Linked DNA regions of Homo sapiens: region 2 is linked to region 1. A link is an interaction called in ENCODE POLR2A ChIA-PET data of the cell type or tissue named here. Cell type or tissue: MCF 10A. All regions are shown on one strand. Region 1 overlaps VPS53 (VPS53 subunit of GARP complex). Region 2 overlaps VPS53 (VPS53 subunit of GARP complex).

Region 1 (2,500 bases):
TTCATGGAAATTTCTTTTGTGCCTAGCATTGATTACAGTTAGTGACTGGAGCTGTCTCTAGCCACTTTTTGTTTTTCATGTATTTCCCTTACTCTAGGCGCTTGAAGAGGCTCAGAAAGCTATCCAACAACTCTTTGGCAAAATCAAAGATATCAAAGACAAAGCTGAAAAATCAGAGCAAATGGTGAGTTCTGGTTTCTTCCTAACCTTTTTGCACCAAAAGAGGAAGTGAGCTTCTCATCTAGGCATTCTAATAATGAGCTTTTTCTAATAATGGCACCTCCTGCCAACCAGAGTCATCTGCATCTCTAAAGCAAGCCCCCTATGAATGCGTTCAGATCAATTCAAGGGGAGCTGCTGGTCAGTGGTGGCTCACCATCTCTGCTGCCCTGTGTTTGCAGCCCTAGTTTTAAATAGGCAACTTTTTTGTTTTGTTTTGTTTTGTTTTTTGGGTATTTTTTTTTTTTTTTTTGAGATGGAGTCTTGCTCTGTCGCCAGCCTTGGAGTGCAGTGGTGCGATCTTGGCTCACTGCAACCTCCGCCTCCCAGGTTCAAGCGATTCCCCTGCCTCAGCCGCCCAAGTAGCTGGGATTACAGGCGCCTGCCACCACGCCCGGCTAATTTTTTGTATTTTTAGTAGAGAAAGGGTTTCACCATGTTGGCCAGGATGGTCTCAATCTCTTGACCTCATGATCCGCCCGCCTCGGCCTCCCAAAGTGCTGGGATTACAGGTGTGAGCCACTGTGCCCAGCTGCAACTTTTTTTTTTCTCCTTTCTGAAAATAGTTTCCTAGTCATTTTGGATTTTCCTTTCTCTAACATTTCTTGGTATTGGTATCATGCATTTCTCCATCGAGATGTACGGTATGTAGCTCGATGCACGCTGAGAATGGTCCTGGAGCCGGGAGGAGGGAGGGATGGAGGGAGGAGGGATGTCCCCGCCCATGATCTGTGTATGTGGTTTTGGTTGAGTTCTCCCCTGACAAATTTGTGTCCCCCGGTGTTGTGCTCAGAAGCTTGCCCCGAAGACCGAGAATCCAGCATTCACCTTCTCCTCCTCCATGGGAGGCGCTGGGAAGTGCTGGATCCTGGGTTCAGATTCAGACTCAATAATGTCCTGTCTGTCAGTTGTCTCAGAATTCCAGCTTCTTCAACTGTAAAATAAGAATAATGGCATTTGCCTCACAGGGTTGTTGTGAGAATTAAACGTATGAAGAGCACTGAGCATAGTCCTAGGGACCTGGATTTTCTGTGGTCCTTCCCCAAGGGTGCACCACACCCAGCAGCACCCAGGGGCCCTCGTCCTTCACCAAGGATGCACCACACCCAGCAGCACCCAGGGGCCCTCGTCCTTCCCCAAGGGTGCACCACACCCAGCAGCACCAGGGGCCCTCAAAGCGTGAAGATCAGCGAGAGTATCCGATGCTGCTTTTGCTGGAGTTGATTGCATTTATTGATATCCTTATGATGCTAATCTGTGTTCTGGAGTATGCTTCCTCTTCCAACCGAGGGGGTTTGCAGTGACAGTTTACTCCCAAGTTATGAGATGTCTTATTTTAAAGCAGCTTGCTTTCCTGGACAGTGCTGTGCTGAAGGGAGGAAGAGGTGGGAGTGAGGGGAGAAGTGATCTTTGTTGAGCTCTTTCAGTGCCAGCAGTGTGCTGGTTCCTTTGTGTCAGCACTCTAATTTAGCCCTCACCACAACCTTATGAACTAGGATTTATGTTCATTATTATCTTTGCGATTACCCATCTTATAGATGAGAAAACTGAGACTCAGTGAGGCTGAGAAACTTGTTCTAGGATGCATCGTTGGTGAGTGGTAGAGCTGGGGTTCAGCCCTAGATCTGTCTGACTCTACAACCTCCCATTTCATGCTCTACCCGTTTTCGCAGCCCGTGGGCAACAGTTGAGGCAAATCAACTATGGGCATTCTGTCTCACAGGTGGTCTCGTGTAAGTCAGTTGAGGCGAATCAACCATGGGCCTTCTGTCTCGCAGATGATCTCGTGTAGGTTTGACCTGAGTACCCCTGGTGTGCCCTGCCATTGATGGCTTTGTTTAGGGAAAAATCAGTGGTTCAGTTTGTCTAGAGAAACACAGGCTGTGGGATGGGGAGTGACGGGAGATCCTGGGAATAAAGAGACCAGTCAGCTCCAGTGCAGAGCAGTGAGGGCCTGAACAAGGAGTAGAGAGAAGGGATAGAGTCTTGAGATGAAGCAGAGGGAGAATATTTAGGACATAGAGAGAAGGGATAGAGTCTTGAGATGAAGCAGAGGGAGAATATTTAGGACATAGAGAGAAGGGATAGAGTCTTGAGATGAAGCAGAGGGAGAATATTTAGGACTTGATGCAGGGACCAGGAAGAGTCATAGATGATGTGACTTTGAACACAGTGGTTAAAGACCCCTGATGCAGCCGGGCACGGTGGCTCATGCCTGTAATCCCAGCAGTTTGGGAGGCCAAGGAGGGGGGATCACTTGAGGCCAGGAGTTCAAGACCAG
Region 2 (2,500 bases), 64 kb after region 1:
GCAGAGGGGCTCCTCACATCCCAGATGATGGGCGGCCAGGCAGAGACGCTTCTCACTTCCCAGACGGGGTGGTGGCCGGGCAGAGGCTGCAATCTCGGCACTTTGGGAGGCCAAGGCAGGCGGCTGGGAGGTGGAGGTTGTAGCGAGCTGAGATCACGCCCCTGCACTCCAGCCTGGGCACCATTGAGCACTGAGTGAACGAGACTCCGTCTGCAATCCCGGCACCTCGGGAGGCCGAGGCTGGCGGATCACTTGCGGTTAGGGGCTGGAGACCGGCCTGGCCAACCCAGCGAAACCCCGTCTCCACCAAAACCAGTCAGGTGTGGCGGCGCGAGCCTGCAATCGCAGGCACTCGGCAGGCTGAGTCAGGAGAATCAGGCAGGGAGGTTGCAGTGAGCCGAGATGGCAGCAGTACAGTCCAGCTTCGGCTCAGCATGAGAGGGAGACCGTGGAAAGAGAGGGAGAGGGAGACCGTGGGGAGAGGGAGAGGGAGAGGGAGAGCTGCAAGTCATTTTGTATTGTGGGCTTTCAGATGAAATTTTTTTTTGAACCAGAGGTTTTATGTAATTTAAAAAAAAAATGGCCGGGAATGGTGGCTCATGCCTGTAATCCCAGCACTTTGGGAGGCTGAGGCAGGCCGATCACCTGAGGTCAGGAGTTCAAAACCAGCCTGACCAACATGGTGAAACTATGTTGAAACCATACTAAACAACATGGTGAAACCATACTAAAAATACAAAATTAGCCGGGCGTGGTGGTGCATGCCTGTAATCCCAGCTACTCAGGAGGCTGAGGCAGGAGAATCGTGTGAACTTGGGAGGCGGAGGTTACAGTGAGCCGAGATCACGCCATTGCACTATAGCCTGGGTGACAGAGTGAGACTCCATCTCAAAAGAAACAACTAAACCCCCTAATCTAGCTGATCCACCCACCATTTCATGGGCTATTACTGATTAGTAATAACACTTACATGCCAGTGACTAATGCCTCCACCCACGCCATCCCTTACCTCCTGCTGCGTCACCAGCCCTGGCCTTGCTGGTGGCTGATTAGGTGGGCGCCCCAGGATCTCCCTCTTCCCAGAGTGGGGTGCACAACAAAAGCAGACCTCTTGGGGTGGGGGAGGGACCCCACCAGGTGTTAGTGGTGAAATCAGCCAGAGGTGGTTGGAGGGAAGGTCTCTGCCGGCTCTGTGGGTGACCTAACCCATTTCATGGCTGCAGTCAGTAGCCATGTGGCCCTCAAGGTAAGGGTCACACCCTGCTCACTACTGCAGTTTACGCCTCGCTGCTGAGAAGAGAGAGGGAACCTGAAAGAAGGTATTTCGTTTACAAGAGGGCCTGAGCAATCAGTTGCCAAGATATTCCCAATGATAAAAACTGACATCTGAAAGGAGCCTGAGGGACACTGAAAGCATAACAGAAAGGAGCAGAAATAAGGAATGTCCCTTCTGGTGATCCGAGCGGTTCGATTTAATCTGTTTACATTGGGTAGTAATGAAAGGAAGTGGGACCAGCTGCAGACCTCCTCACTGTGACAACAGTAACCTTTTATTATTCCACCAAACTCCAGGAGGAAATAGCTTAAACATCTTCAGCTTTTGGACAGAATTCACACACTCAGAACCCGGCCCAAACATTACTGCTAAATGACTTAGTGTAGTGTTTAAGCTGAGAATCAACCCTTTGGGCAGTTGCTTGGTGCAAAGGGAAATGCCAGTTAGCCAAAATTCCAGCACCTACTATCTAAACTGAGCACGTTCATAACGTAGCCATAGGCAGGAGGCAGCCCTGCAGGAAAAAAGTAAGAAAAAAGGAAACTTCAGGCAGTCTCTCCCATTATTCCTCTCTTGCTTCAGCTCACTAGAAGTGCTGCAAGAGGACCCGGGTGCTGTGGTGGCAGGGTCAAGGGTCCCTCCTCACTGCAGAAGAGTGCTGTTGGTGGGGAGGGCAGGGCAGGGCAGCGTCATCTGCAGATAGAGGTGGAACCCTGGCACTGCCTGGTCATGCAGCTTTCTGAGTGTCCTGTGGGGCCTCATCAAGGGCAGGACCTGTGGGACGTCATCAAGGGCAGGGCCTGTGGCAGACTGAACAAGATGAGTTCGTTGGAATTATGTAGCCATTTTCTTTACTCACTTGGAATCTGTATTTTATACCTAAGAGATGAGCTCTTCACACTTACTCCAACATAGTTTCTTTCAAATCATATATCACTTTTGTGCATACATAAAAAGGAAACTATAGGCAAAATAAATAAAGATATTTCTAAAACTTCTTCACATGCAGGTCCACATCTTCTGAACCACTTTTTAAAAAACTTTATATTTTGAAATAATTATGGGCTCATAAATTATAAACCTAGTACAGCGAGGTACAGTGTACTGATCTCCCAGCGTCCTCCAGGGGACAGCTAACATAGTAGAGTCCATCATCAAACCAGGAAATTGATCCAGACCCCTTCCCATCTCCCAGCTTCCTCCAGGGGGACACTAGAGTGCATC

What was found. ChIA-PET counts read pairs that join two places held together with the same protein. Peaks named below come from ENCODE experiments on the same cell type or tissue, not always from the same donor. Only the 100,000 strongest peaks of a DNase experiment are listed, where the experiment ranks them.
Region 2: POLR2A ChIA-PET joins it to region 1 with 5 read pairs; 2 of 35 experiments call an interaction of 5 or more read pairs at or near these places.

Annotation. Positions count from the first base shown.
Region 1 is chr17:659,493-661,992 of GRCh38, reverse strand. It overlaps VPS53 (VPS53 subunit of GARP complex), which reads left to right. Exons shown (of 22, transcript NM_001128159.3): 5 at 98-184. Among named protein-coding and RNA genes, the nearest start is that of VPS53, 54 kb to the left of the region's middle. In MCF 10A, no CTCF peak of the experiment used is centred here; no DNase peak of the experiment used is centred here.
Region 2 is chr17:595,951-598,450 of GRCh38, reverse strand. All of the region lies in intron 12 of VPS53 (VPS53 subunit of GARP complex), which reads left to right. Among named protein-coding and RNA genes, the nearest start is that of VPS53-AS1, 74 kb to the right of the region's middle. In MCF 10A, no CTCF peak of the experiment used is centred here; a DNase peak (open chromatin) is centred at 980.